Regions from separate parts of the Homo sapiens genome. Here regions 1, 3, 4 and 5 are each linked to region 2. Evidence: chromatin contacts called from ENCODE Hi-C or POLR2A ChIA-PET data. All regions are on one chromosome and are shown on one strand. Each heading gives the region's core, a stretch centred on a gene start or an enhancer-like site at or near the end of the contact. The rest is flanking DNA. Distances are from core to core; before and after follow the strand shown.

Evidence for each region. A loop is a pair of places that touch in the nucleus more often than their neighbours do. ChIA-PET counts read pairs that join two places held with the same protein, here RNA polymerase II (POLR2A). Pooled maps may share reads with other maps.
Region 1: a pooled map shows a loop between it and region 2 (9-fold over the local background). The contact joins two enhancer-like sites. A Hi-C loop is called at or near these places in 5 of 37 single-sample maps with no recorded cell type and 5 of 50 pooled maps.
Region 3: a pooled map shows a loop between it and region 2 (4-fold over the local background). The contact joins two enhancer-like sites. A Hi-C loop is called at or near these places in 3 of 37 single-sample maps with no recorded cell type and 10 of 50 pooled maps. POLR2A ChIA-PET finds 5 or more read pairs at or near these places in 1 of 52 experiments (GM12878).
Region 4: a map with no recorded cell type shows a loop between it and region 2 (8-fold over the local background). The contact joins two enhancer-like sites. A Hi-C loop is called at or near these places in 2 of 37 single-sample maps with no recorded cell type and 3 of 50 pooled maps.
Region 5: a map of endothelial cell of umbilical vein shows a loop between it and region 2 (6-fold over the local background). The contact joins two enhancer-like sites. A Hi-C loop is called at or near these places in 1 of 168 maps with a recorded cell type or tissue (endothelial cell of umbilical vein), 2 of 37 single-sample maps with no recorded cell type and 3 of 50 pooled maps.

The regions. Positions count from the first base shown.
Region 1 is chr3:42,191,585-42,194,354 of GRCh38, reverse strand. TRAK1 (trafficking kinesin protein 1) reads right to left here. Exons shown (of 16, transcript NM_001042646.3): 7 at 2,719-2,770; 8 at 1,150-1,280; 9 at 457-531. Among named protein-coding and RNA genes, the nearest start is that of CCK, 73 kb to the left of the region's middle. Within about 2 kb of position 1,419, at least 4 of the 41 ENCODE cell types and tissues checked have a DNase peak (open chromatin) inside an H3K27ac peak, as active enhancers do.
Region 2 is chr3:40,970,340-40,973,119 of GRCh38, reverse strand. No RefSeq gene overlaps it. Among named protein-coding and RNA genes, the nearest start is that of CTNNB1, 230 kb to the left of the region's middle. RefSeq lists a silencer at 1,467-1,516 and an enhancer at 809-2,008. Within about 2 kb of position 1,484, at least 29 of the 41 ENCODE cell types and tissues checked have a DNase peak (open chromatin) inside an H3K27ac peak, as active enhancers do; they include endothelial cell of umbilical vein, where a contact is called at or near this core.
Region 3 is chr3:42,023,940-42,026,687 of GRCh38, reverse strand. It overlaps a transcript of TRAK1 not described here. Among named protein-coding and RNA genes, the nearest start is that of ULK4, 63 kb to the right of the region's middle. RefSeq lists an enhancer at 1,432-2,350. Within about 2 kb of position 1,498, at least 30 of the 41 ENCODE cell types and tissues checked have a DNase peak (open chromatin) inside an H3K27ac peak, as active enhancers do.
Region 4 is chr3:42,065,136-42,067,987 of GRCh38, reverse strand. It overlaps a transcript of TRAK1 not described here. Among named protein-coding and RNA genes, the nearest start is that of TRAK1, 25 kb to the left of the region's middle. Within about 2 kb of position 1,372, at least 14 of the 41 ENCODE cell types and tissues checked have a DNase peak (open chromatin) inside an H3K27ac peak, as active enhancers do.
Region 5 is chr3:39,750,866-39,753,565 of GRCh38, reverse strand. No RefSeq gene overlaps it. Among named protein-coding and RNA genes, the nearest start is that of MYRIP, 57 kb to the left of the region's middle. Within about 2 kb of position 1,330, at least 2 of the 41 ENCODE cell types and tissues checked have a DNase peak (open chromatin) inside an H3K27ac peak, as active enhancers do; they include endothelial cell of umbilical vein, where a contact is called at or near this core.

The sequences.
Region 1 (2,770 bases), core at 170-2,669, 1.2 Mb before region 2:
AGGATCACCTGAGCCTGGAGAGGTCGAGGCTGCGGTGAGCCATGCTCATGCCACTGTACTCCAGCCTGGGTGACAGAATGAGACCCCATCTCAAAAAGAGAAAAAGAGAGAAAGAAAAAGAAAATCGTCACACCCATGTTTCAAGCCACACCTGTGAGATTCCTCTCCCAGAGTGCTCTGTGTTGTATTGTTTCATTTCTTTGAACATTTTTTGGACACCTGCACGTGCCAGGCTCAGCTGGTGTAGAGCCCTGCCACACAGGTGCCCATAACCAGTAACAGTGTCAGTGGGCACAGAACCAAGGTGCAACTGGGTTTACTCTCCCACGAATAAAAATGAAATGAAATTCAAAATAAAAACAGTAGTTGCGATGGACGTGACTAAAGCTGTCCGGGAAGGCTAATCCACCTTGGCTGCAATCAGAGGCACTGAAGGAATGAGGGAGAGGTGCTCACCTCGGCTGTGAGCTGCCGCTGGGCATCCTTAGCAGCCCCCAGATGCTGGACAAGTTCTTCATTTTCCACTGCGCACTAAAGCATGGCAAAGATAGATCACTTCCTAAGATACTTGGTAAAAGTCCAACTTTTTCCCTCTTATTAACCTAATCTGTAATGAACTCATCACTTTCTACAAGGACATGCTCATCTTATACTCAAATTCTGCTTTTTATATTATTTTGAAGGTAAAGTCTTTCCTATATCCACATTCATTCTCTATAGCCCACCGCCCCACCCCCATCTTCCAAAGCTCTCTGGAAGCATTTTACCCCACACTAATAGCAAAGTCCATTTTGCTGCCTCTTCTTAAATCTGAAGAGGATACTGCTCTACTGCAGCACATATCTAGTGCACTGTGTAAAAACAAATACTAGACTAGATGATCCATAAGTTAAACTGCAAAAGTCCATATTTACAACATCTTTTTAATGAATTCAATATAATTTTAGGAGATAAGAGGTCACAAATAAGACTCGTCACCAATTCAGGTAATCAGTTTTATACTACTGAGTCCACTAAGCTTTTTCTGCAAAGCGGCAACACGAACTGCTAAGATATGAAACTAAAGAGCACTGTCTTCTGGAGTAAATGTCCCTTCCCCGTCTCAGCATGGCCATTGTTGTATCAGCCAGATAAACAGAGAAGCCTTACAGCTTTTGCCTTTTTCTGCAAATCAACTATTTGCGATAGCAGGTGTGTGATCTCCTCTTGCTGGCGGGCAGCATCTTCCGTCTTCTTGGCCAGTTCCTCTGAGATACTAGCAATCTGGACATTGGCATCCCCTTTGACAAAGAAGCAACAATCAGGAGAGGAAGTCAGAAAACCACACATGCAGACCCAGAGAGAATGGTTTCTTTGTGGTTTGCACAAGAAAAACCATCCTTACTAAAAGACAGGGTAGAGTGGGGAGGGTGCAGGAAGGAACTCATAATGACCATTTTCCCACATGGAGAAGCAAAGCAGCTTCTTCAGGGCTCAATCAGTTATGAAAAAGAATCTCACCCCATTAGATAGCACTCCTGAGCTCAGTGTAGGGTCCCAAGCCCACCAACCAAGGCTGTCTCCCCAGAACAAATCAGGAAGGCTCCAGTGGTCAGATAGAAAGTGACAAACAAAACATGAGTGCATCTAGCCACATCCTCACATTCCACACAAGAGAACCCATGTGACTAAACAGGAATCCCCTGCTGCACCCAGTTCTAAAAAGGAACTACTGACTGCACAGTGCAATTTCCTTGGAGTTTTCAACCCATATTCAGAGTCATAACTCACTTGACTAGATTTGAACATGAGGTGTGTTTCATCATTATTTTGCTGAAATGCAAAATACTTAGTACTTTGACGAAATGCAAAATAGTACTTTGACGAAATGCAAAATACTTAGTACTTTGACGAAATGCAAAATACTTAGTACTTTGACGAAATGCAAAATACTTAGTACTTTGACGAAATGCAATATACTTAGTATTTTGACCTTTGGTCTTAACTTGTAAACTTAAAATGAAGAGGAGGAGAGAAATATTTATTTGCAAAGGTGAGAACCCTGGCTTCAGCTTCCACAAATCAAATTACTGGTAGTAAGCTGTTCTGCCACATTTTCAACACAGTTTTCTGTAGCTGGGCCTAACTTAGGCATTAAAAAATTCCAATATTCTGGCCAGGGGTGGTGGCTCACGCCTGTAATCCCAGCACTTTGGGAGGCCAAGGCAGGTGGATCACCTGAGGTCAGGAGTTCAAGACCAGCCTGGCCAACATGGTGAAACCTTGCCTCTACAAAAATACAAAAAAATAGCCAGGCATGATGGTGGGTGCCTGTAATCCTAGCTACTTGAGAGGCTAAGCTGGCAGAATCACTTGAACCCGGGAGGCAGAGGTTGCAGTGAGCCGAGATCGCAACTACTGTACTCTAGCCTGGGTGACAGAGTGAGACTCTGTCTCAAAAAAAAAAAAAAAAAAAAAAATTCCAATATTCCAGTATAAAGCCAAAATTAAATTTAAATATCCACCTCAGTGATAAACTGAGATAATACATAGCTGGCAACTTAGCACTAAATAATAGAGAGGGGGTGCCACACAAGGTTGGGGAGGCCTCTAGTTTTAAGAAAAATGCTGCTGAGCCGTAGGCTGGCAGGAGACTGCACTTTAGCAAGGCTGACGCAAATCTGTCTAATCATGACAGCAGATGCAAGGAAGTAAGAAGACAGCAGTGCGGGGACATACTCAGCTCCTTCACGCAGTCATTGACCAGCTGCTGCTCCTTCTCCTCATAGGT
Region 2 (2,780 bases), core at 235-2,734:
TTCTCTGAGCTTCCTTTTCTTTTAGAATTGCATGTTCAAGGACCTTTAACAAATACTCAACTCCCTTAACATTTTTTTTTCTAATTTCATCTAAATGTTCACCTAAGCTGTTCATTCTCTGTCTTCTAGAAGTTAGTGAAACAGAATTATCAGAACCAGGCTCTCTTTTGGATGCAGTTGGTGTTTCTCCAAGGTGCTTATTACCTGTTACGGTTATTGCATGCTGGGACTGAGGTATAAACACTTCTGCTCAGGAGACCGAAGGCAGGTTAGGGGAGGCTGTAGGTACCTAGTTGGTAGAGTTTGCTGCAGAATCCTGGAAACAATATTTGGTCTAGGCTCAGACAGCTCTAGTTCAATGCCAAGATCTGCCTGGTATTAGCTGTATGGCATAGGACATGCCATTTATTGTTCCTTCAGTTTCTGCATCGTAAATAGTGATGATTTCAGGATTGTTGTTAGATTATGAGGAATATGGGAGAGTGCTTTGTACACTGTAAACACAATTACAAATGTAGTATGTTTTTCCTGTGCACACTCAGCAATTTGTATGATTAACTCTTTTGCATCTCTGCTTCTCCCTGTTGCTCTAGTTTGTTCACATCCAGGGGGCTAGATCAGACAAGCCTACACAGCTAGTAGCAGGTACGAGGAGGCATCGGATTGTGGCAGCTTCTTCTCTCCAAAGATGCCTCATGTCATTGTGCTTTCAAGGAAAAACAGCAAAGTATTTTTTTCGTTTTTTTTTAATTGGTATGTTGATATCTACTGGCGTACATTTTGTGTAACAATAGGCAAATATTAGGATTGTTAAGATGTTAGAGTAGGGAGAAGGATGCAGGGAATAGAGGACAGAGATAAATTTTACAGTTTGTGAAGATATGCGTGTTCACATCTTGTTTTGTTTTTCCTTTACCCAAACAAATAAATAAGAAAAACTGCCCACTTTGCTCTCTTATCTACCCTTCCTGTGTTCTCATTGGGGCAGAGCTCTGCTGGGGAAGGAAGCGGCCACAACCCCAGGCATTTACTACCTGTTCTCCCCACCTGCTATTTGAGAGAAGTTTTCAAGCTGAAGTTCGTACAGCTGCATTCACTTGGACATGAATATCTGGGAGTTCACGGGTTTGTCTGCCCCTTTGGCCTGAGAGAGCTGGGCGGAAGCCTCCTTGACGTCTGTGTTGACTCTCTGTTTCTCTGGTTTTTCTCTGGCCCAGTTTCCTGTTCACCTCTGTCCTCTGCTGTCTGGTAGGCTTGACTCATAGGAAACCACAGCCAAGTCACCTAGTGGTCTGAGTCACTGACCTTTGGAGCATCTCTTTCTTAAAAAACAATAAAGACAAAAGTAAGTGCCTAAGTAAGTACTGCATTTTGCAATAGATTTCAGCTAAGTATTGCACTGAACGGTTAGTTCTGGGAAGTCCCCACTTGTGACTTATTTTTGGCAACTGTGCTATAAGCAAATCATTTTATCTCCTAGCAACCGACTTCCCTCTTCCCTCCCTCCCTCCCTCCTTTGTATCCACAAGTGTTTGCTGAGAACCCTTTGTGTCCAGGCACTACATTAGGTTCTGAGCACAAAATGAAGACATAGAATGGTCCTCAACAAGCTGCTGATGCCCATAAGAAAGAGGCCTGCAAACATGTGTAAACAAGTGTGACAAGTTCACCGGCAAGGGGCAGCACAGGGTGGCACTGAACTCAGCCTCGGTATTGCCCTGACCACATGGCTGCATGTGAGCATGCCAGGTGAGGTGAGCAGGAGAGATGTTCTAGGCAGCGTTGGATGATTCTCTGTCACATTCCTTTGTGGTCAACTGAATTGCTCTCTTCAACTGCAGCTTTCACTGAGGCCACTTGAGGTTGCACAACTCCTTCCAGACACAGGTGAGCTCCACAGAGGGAGGATATGGACAAGGGGCTAGATTGGAAGGAAGATGGAGGAGAGTGATCCTTACAGCCCTGACATCGGTCAAGGGAGGCTAATAGCAGTGACCTTCCCCATCAATGTCATGTGGACTGGACAGCAATGACCAGGTGATCCATTGGTGGGGAAGTGTCCCCACAGGGACAATGGGGAACAGTCTATTCAGAAGGGACAATATGCTCGTAGCTGATGCTTTTGGCACCCTGTAACAAATCCCCTCAGCACACCTATGATTTTGTCACAGATCTGGTAGAGAGTGCAATGTGGGTTCCCATGACAATGCCCTCTTGAAACATGAAAAATGCTTCCCTGTTTTTTTGCCTCAAAGCCATCTCTGAAACTGGGAGCCCAGTCAGCCCCCAAGCAAGTACAACCTGCAAGTATGGAGAGGTAACGCCCTAGGAGCCATCTCTAACCAGTGAAGAATGAGAGCCAGTAAGCAAGTCTAGCCACTCCTCTTTTGGAGGGAACATTCTAGAAGGCATTCTGCACACTTGCCAAAGGTCACAGAAGAATTGAGCCCCTGTTGCCCAAAGCAGCAACCTTAATGATGCACACTCAGTGGCTTTTCATTCTTCCCTGTCTCACTCTCTCCCTTTTCTTTCACCTCTGCTTTTTGGGATCTCCTCCCAAATAAACCACCTGCACCAAGTCCTTGTGTCTAGTCTCAGGCTGTGATTTTAAGGGAGCCCAAACTAAGAGAGCAATATTATTAAAATTAAAGTTTTGAAATGAAAAGCATTTGAAGGTCCACTAGCAGTCTCCTTAAAATACCACCTACTACCTTTTGGTATTACCATTTATACCTGAGCCAGAGGAAAGGAGAATTCCAAAAAAGGCCTTAAAAACCCTC
Region 3 (2,748 bases), core at 249-2,748, 1.1 Mb before region 2:
CCAGGCGTGGTGGCACGTGCCTGTAGTCTCAGCTACTCGGGAGGCTGAGGCAGGAGAATCACTTGAACCTGGGAGGCAGAGGTTGCAGTGAGCTGAGATCATGCCACTGCACTCTAGCCTGGGCAACAGAGTGAGACTCTGTCTCAAAAAAAAAAAAAAAAAAGAGATCACTGATCTCTTTGATCACTGAGATCCAGGATAACAGCTGCAGAAGAGGTGATTAGCCAAACAAACAACACACAAATTGGTATGTAAAAATAATCGGTGCCCTGGCTAGCTTATCAGTCCATTGAGGTAAAAGCGATCCTGTACAAAAACTACCACTGTGCCAGAGGAGTGAAGAGGCAGCAAGCTAACCACGCAATTCAAAACAGGCTCTTGTCAAAAAAATTCTCTAGTATATGATCACCCTGAGACTTACCCACATTTCTTATACTTTCTATGAAATGCTAAGGCTCACTTTTAATCTAAAATAGACAAACTTTCTTCATGTGCCTCTGAGTCCTCTTCTAGTTTCACAAAGGATTAAATAAAAAGGGCCTCAAAGGACAAAAGAAGGAAGTATAGAAAGGAGGGATGGAGGGAGAGACAGGGAGAATGAGAATACAGAAAAATAGAGGAAAGCAAGAAAGAGACAGAGGGAGAAAGATAAACGGAGAAAGAAGAAAGAACAAACAGCAGAGAGAGAAACAAAGAAACAGAGACAGAGGAAGAAAGAAAAGAAAAAAGTTCATGGGAAAAAAATAGTGATGCATTTCATGGAAAAGCTATTTGTTAAAGAGTCCCTCTTTTTTCTGTGTACAGTATCATGCCATATGTGGGAAGTGAACAAGGCTGGAACACCGCCTAAGAACATCTGCCACGGACTTTAAAAGCCCTAATAATAGCACAGCTGGTGTCCCCAGCCTAATGAGCTCACCACCCACGTGACTGCTCCTTCTCCAGCAGATTCTCCAGAGAGAGAAGGCAGCCAGCAAGAGAAGCAGTCCCCGCCCCCGCCCTCCCCCACATTCATGCTTTATTTCCTCCACGGCTTTCATTCTCCCCTTCCAGAAACCACCCCTTCTCATTTTCTTGAGCTAAGTTACCCTGATCCAGCAGTCCTTTGAACAGACACATTCTTCTTTTCTCCTTCCCCTCTCCCTTTGAACAGACACATTCTTAACATGAAAGGCAAATACCAGAAATAAAATATGGGGACATCACTACAGGTCTTATGGACATTGAAAGAGTAATAATTGTGCCAATTAATTCAGTAGCTTAGATAAAGTGGATAAAGCCCTTAAAATACACAACTTATCAAAATTAATGTAAGAAGATATAAATAACCCTATACTTATTTTTAAAATGGAATTCCAAATGAAAAATTTTCTACACCACAACGAAAGGCCAGCGTGCCCCAGCGTGCCTCGTTGCCAGGGTCTGAGGTACAGGCCCCTCCAGGAGTGCTGGTCTGGGAAGTTATGTCTGACAGGAAGACTCTCCCCCTGACCAAGGCATATTGCTAGGAGGAAACCAAGCACAGCAGAAAGCGGGGCAGGGAGGACGTAAACAAAGAAGTTAGGTTTTTACAAGGTTGGCAAGTTTTAACCCCCTCTGGTATAATCTTTTGAAACTAATTCCCATCACGGTATGCTTTTAAAAGCTCTCTAGCATTTTAAGAAACTGCAACTTAGCATCAGGAAGGGAAAGAATTTCAGCTTCTAAGGGGAAGCCTAGCAGAAAGTGACAAGAGGAGACTCACGTTGGCACTGATGTGGTATCCCTAGCAATTGGAAGAGAAGCTGAAAAATCTGGGATCTCTCACTCTCAGTCCAGGGCAACACATCCTGACAGCCAGGAAGAGTCAAATGGCTATGGTAAGACGTATGGGGTTTATTCACCAGAAAAAGACAAAGAACGCCACATTTCAAAACTCAGGCTTGGTAACACAATAGCATGGGTGTGTATGCAAGCATGAAGTACTGAAGCTAACAAATTACTAGATTCTATCCCTGTCTAGCAAGTACTTATTTCAATAGCAATCATATGATTAGCTGAAAGTGGGCAATCATTAACTTCATCTACTGTTAAACAGTTACACACAAAAACATGGTGCTTTATATCTTGTTAATATCATGAATAAGTTATGTAACCCTTGACAGTGTTCTGTTTTGATTTAAAATACCAATGCTATTGCTGCCATAAGTTAAACACTGCAAAATTATAAAACTTCAAAGATAATTACAGCATTTTAAGGACTATCATAAATACTTTTATGCAACTGCGATGTTTACAAGGCTAAGCCAGCATCTCTTCTGAAAAACAAAGAACCAAATGATACAACTAGAAATATCTGCATACCTACTATGTATAAACAAACCCAAAAGATATTTTAGCTTCTATCTCACTTGGCCTCTCACAGCAGAGTAACCCTGTGAACCCTACCCTTCACCAAAAGAACACTCCCTCCCCCAGCAATTCTGGTCTTCTCCCAATCTCTAGTCACTACTCCTCTGTGAGTTCTCCTACACATGGATATCACTACACAGGAATGGTCCCCAAACCCTTGCCTCAAACTCCTATCCCTCTTCGAAGTGTCAGGCCCAGACGTCCCACTGCCCTAAACATCTCCACTTAGAAATCTCAGGAGTAGCCGGTCACGGTGGCTCACGCCTGTAATCCCAGCACTTTGGGGGGCCAAGGAGGGCGAATCACCTGAGGTCAGGAATTCGAGACCAGCCTGGCCAACATGGCGAAACCCCATCC
Region 4 (2,852 bases), core at 123-2,622, 1.1 Mb before region 2:
GTTGGCAAGGCTGGTCTCGAACTCCTGACCTCAGATGATCTGCCCGCCTCGGCCTCTCAAAGTGCTGGGATTACAGGAGTGACCCACTGCGCCTGGCCATAAGATCCTGCTTCTAAATAAATAAATACATTTTTTGAAAATTCACATGGAAAAAGGTGATTGCCAAAAAAGAAAAAAAAACTAACTACGTGATAGGCCAATTACAAACATATCAATATCAACCTATAAAGCACAATGGATATTCACTGAACCAACTGTCGCATTAGGAAATGAGAAGAAAGTGTGTGAGGGGCTTCCTGACTAACACTACAGAATGACAGTCCACCAGGATCACATTGCCGTCAACTTCTGAAATTAATCTGCAAAACTTACAAAGCCTGAAAAAAAAAAAAATCTCATCTAAGCACTAAAGGGGAACTGGAAGTTTTTGTTTTAAGGCATGTATTTTGAAAAGTTTCATTTCTATTTCCATATTAGCTTCTCAATGTGCACTGAACTACAGTGAAATCACAGCCTTGTGTTTTTGAAAACAGATTCTGCAGCTATGGAAACTGAATCTGTCACTATATTTTGACTTCACTGTAGGATCGAGTGAGAAGAAACATCTCAGCCCGGACACAGCCACTTAGCTACATATCTTGTTCTTTTTAATAAAAAATGTGCTTAACCATAATTGACAAAGTCCTTAAATACCTAATTTTCAGAACAAACTGTATCACATAAAAGTTCCTTCAGTTAACAATTCCTTCAGGCTCGTGTGAAAAAGTACTTGATTTTATTAATTCTAAATAATCCCTAGAGAGGCAAGGGGGTTTTGCTTGGTCCACAATTAAAAGTCAGATTCTAGACTTAAATCAACTTGAGTACAAAGAAGAAATTCTCTACGAAGCACTAACACACACATCTGGGAAACGACAGCTCAAATTTTATCAGCCACTTTTGATAAGTAATCCAAAGCAGACCTCAAGATTACTCAAGAAGTAGCACAAATAATTAGGAATGTGTGGTATTGAGAGAAGAAGCCAAGAGCCTCTGTATAAGAATCCCCCAGGAAACAGTGAGGTCAAGGACCAAAGACACAGAGGGGCTAAAGGGAGCACATCATCCCTCCCCCCAGCCCCTGAAAAAGGCACCCCATTAGCCTTTCTCATTGAAATTAACAGGGCCGTTACTAGGAAACGGGTCCAAACAGTCATGTACACACCAAGTGAATAAACAGTGACAGCTGGGCCTTCAGTGACCATGTCATGGGATGGCAAGATGGCCTTAGAGTGAGTGGGCTGTGATAAGCCAATGCATAAAAGTAATAGCAAGATAGGAAATGAAAACAGGAAACACACAGGCTACAAACTGCATGCATGGTAGGCAGGGAGGACTGAGCCGTGCCTAAGCTAAGGAATACTAGCTCCTCACTGGTCCTTGCTGGGCACTACTTCCAGAAGCACCAACGGCGGAAGGTCCCACTTCTGCACGGCTCATGACCTTGCTGCTTGGGGTGGGGGTGGGGGTCGATGTCCACACCCAGCCTTCCCACGCTGGGTGCTCTCTCTCTCTCTCTCTCCATGACCATCCCATTTCAGAGCAAGTGAATCCCTCCATGGACTTAGGGGTTCTAACACACTTCAGAGCTTCCCCTTCACAACTAAAACTTTTCTTTTTTTTGAGACAGAGTCTCACTCTATTGCCTAGGCTGGAGTGCAGTGGCACAATCTCAGCTCACTGTAACCTTTGCCTCCGAGAATCAAGAGATTCTCGTGCCTCAGCCTCCCAAATAGCTGGGGCTACAGGTGTGTGCCACCATGCCTGGCTAATCTTTGGAATTTTAGCAGAGACGGGGTTTTGCCATGTTGGCCAGGCCAGTCTTGAACTCCTGGCCTCAAGTGATTTGCCTGCCTCAGCCTCCCAAAATGCTGGGATCACAGGCGTGAGCCACTGGACCCAGCCTCAACTAAAACTTTAATAGGGGTTTGTTCTGTTGGAAGGGTAGAAAAGGCATTTTTGGCACAAGGAATAAGAAAACCCTTTAAAAGCTCAACATGGAGTTAGGATTCAAGAGATAGCCAGGTGTGGTGGCTCAAGCCTATAATCCCAGCACTTTGGGAGGTTGAGGCGAGTGGATCACTTGAGCCCAGGAGTTGGAGACCAGCCTGGGAAACATAGTGGAACACCATTTCTATAAAAAAATTAAGAATGAGACAGGTGTGGTGGTACACGCCTATAGTCCCAGATACTTGGGAGGCTGAGGTGAGAGGATAGCTTGGGCCCAGGAGGTCGAGGCTGTAGTGAGTCATGATGGCACTACTGCACTCCAGCCTGCACAACAAAATGAGACCCTGTTTCTTAAAAAATAAATAAAACTATTCCAGTACTTCCACAATTCTGTGGCCCAATTATGTTGGGTAAAGGCTATTCAGTTTGATATTGTCTGATTAATATCAAACTGAATAGCCTTTACGCAACATAATCACAAGCTGAGTACCCCAAATCTGAAAATTCAAAACCCAAAATGCTCCAAAATCCAAAACTTTTGAGCACTGGCATGGTGTTGAAAGGAAATACTCATTGAAGTATTTTGGATTTCAGAATTTCAAACCTGGGATGTTCAATCCGCAAGTATAATGCAAATATTCTTAATTCCAGAAGAATCTGAAATCTAAAACACTTCTGGTTCCAAGCATTTTGGCAAAGGGATACTCAATCTGTATTTTTATTTATCTTATTTTATTTATTTATTTGAGATGGGAGTCTCGCTCTGTGGCCCAGGATGGAGTGCGGTGGCACAATCTTGGCTCACTGCAACCTCCACCTTCCAGGTTCAAACAGTTCTCGTGCCTCAGACTCCAGAGTAGCTG
Region 5 (2,700 bases), core at 81-2,580, 1.2 Mb after region 2:
AATGCAGGCTAGTCAACCTTCAGCTGCCAGCATCTGCATCTCTGGAAGCTGAGGTCTTCTGCCTGTGTGTGGAGCAGGTTAGAAGCATATGGCAAGAATTCATATAGCATCCTTCCTTCCCAAGGAAGGATTGACCCCAGGTGGGATAATGCAGTGCCTTCTACACTAGTCTGAGAGTGCCCCAGTGGGATTGAGCTCCAGTTACCCACAGCAGTCACTTACTTAATAACAAACGCTTCATTGCCTGCCTGCCCTGTCCTGCCTCACTTCCCCACTTCTATCTCAGTGTGTCTTCCAACATCTCTTAAGTGGAAAACTTGCTTCTATTCAAGTTCTCTGGGTTTGTTTCTGGAGAATCTGATCTAAGACACAGGGAAACCCAAGGTTGCCATGTGATTACCCACCTTCACTTGGGGCTTGGTGGGTCCTGCTCTGCTGAACTTACCACCGTAGCTTAAGTCCTAAGCCTGGGGCTACTCATGGGAAAGCTTTACTTTTTCAGCCTTAGAAAGTGTTCATTTTCTTCTTGTCCACAGTCCTCTAGTGCAGGCAAAACAAATTGAGCTCTTGAAGCAGGCATGCCCTTATAGTAGAGATAAATGGATTAGCACCTATTGAATTAGGAAGGAAGTTGACTGTTTGCCCTGCCTCTCAGCCTCAGTTCTGAGTGATGATTCATGTCCCAAGTGTCTTCCCTTGGGATGGCTATGAAAAAAAAAATTATCTTAGATAGCAGTGGCTTCTGAAATTCTGGTTCTGGGGAAGCTAAGAAGACACAGAGTGATGTTACCAAAGTTCAGTCACTCTGTGACAATGAATGTGTTAGAATAAAGGATGGAATTTATTATAAAAATTGCATATTACCCAATTATAGGGGTTGCTGGGAAAATAAAATTCTGAAAGAAGTAAAGAAAAAGAGCCATGGGGTCAGAGAATAAGTCCTAACCAGACCTCCTAAGGCACTATTCAGTAGACAAGTCAGAGCTTGCAGGGAAACTTGATAAGCATGTCCAGTTACTAAAGTAGAACTATCATGGAGAGAAAGTTGTTGCCTCTGTGAGTCTACCACCTCTGTGCTTCCACAGTCAAGTTGGTGAGCTGGGCTTGCAGCTGGTCAGCAGGACCAGCTGTTGGGAAGAACTGGACAAGGAGAGAAGGAGAATGAGGACAAGCCAGAGCTGGCTGCATACCTCTGCATCTGCCCATCTCTCTATCAGATCCCAAAGTCCCTTGGGGAATAATGGCCGTTGCTCTATTTCTGTCTCCAAAATTTTGTTCCGATTTCTCTTTTGATCAGCCCTATCTGGAGCCACTCAGGGACAGCGATTCTGGGCAACCTAGTTCCAGCTCAGTGAAGTTGACAATAGAATGACTCAGCACAGTCAGATATCAGGTAGAATTTATCATGCCAAATGACCTACCCCAGACTTTGACCAAAATTCAGCTGACTTTGTTTTAGTTTTTGCTTGTTTGTTTTTAAACATTCTCTCCTGTCTTCAAACACAGAGGGGGTACTTATTACTGATTTCTGTACCCCAGGAGCTATGTGCGTCAATGATGAATTTACTAGAGCAGGGATTCTCAACTGGGGGGATTTTGCCCATAAGGGGATATTTGGCAATGTCTGGAGATATTTTTTATTGTCATGATTGGGAGAGGGTAGAGGCCAGGGATGCTGCTAAACATTCTACGTTGCATAGGAAAGTCCCTCAGAACAAAGACATAATCTGGCCCAAAATGTCAATAGCACCATTGTTAAGAATCCTGCACTAGAAGTAGAAGCCTTCCACTAATTTACTCAATTCTTTTATTTTGTTTCATCAAGTGCATTTAGAAACACTAACAGAGAATAAGAAGCATCTATTAATAACCATAGGTTTTTATCTACTTCCTTTACCAAAAGGAAAAGGAAGATTCTAAACTTTTGCAATGATTTCAAGGCCCTTGTTTTTTTCTGAACAGGATATAATGACATCCTTCCTTTTTTTTTTCTTTTTTTAAAAAATTGTTTTCATTTTTTATAGAGACAGAGTCTTACAATGTTGCCCAAGCTAGTCACAGGATCATGCTTTAATGCATCTCTTCTAAGATGTAGAGCTTCCTCTAGTACCCCAGAACAAATCAGGTCCCCATTAGTCACTCTCATAGTACCCGGAATTTTTTCTTTACATCATTTGTCACAATGACAACAAAACACTTACTAGTAAAATCATTTGTATGCTGCCTGCCCAATCCACTAGAATGTAAACATTATCTCACATAGTCTGCACAACCATCTTATGAGGAACATATTTAATTTTATAGATGAGAAAACTGAGACTTAGAAAGGTTGAATGCTTCATCTAAAATCACCCAGATAACATGTAGAGAAATCCAATATCTGCTGCAGTAAAGAGTCATGAGGACAGGAAATACATTACTATCACAAAAAACAGAGATGAAATGTCTGCTTTTTGAGTGTTTTCCCTTAAGTATTAAAATGATAGCTCTGCTGAAATCTCTTCTGCCTGCAGGTCTGTAGATAGAAGCAGCCCCTGTTCCCAGAATCATCAACCCGCATATCTAAAGTCCTTCTGTAAATAGCTGTTAGTAAGAAAAATGCAAATGAGAATGTCTAATTGCAAATTGCTCCAGCCCCACTTTTGAGACGTCCTGTGGTGACTGAACCACACCTTCCTCCTAAGCAGACAGAAGTGGTGG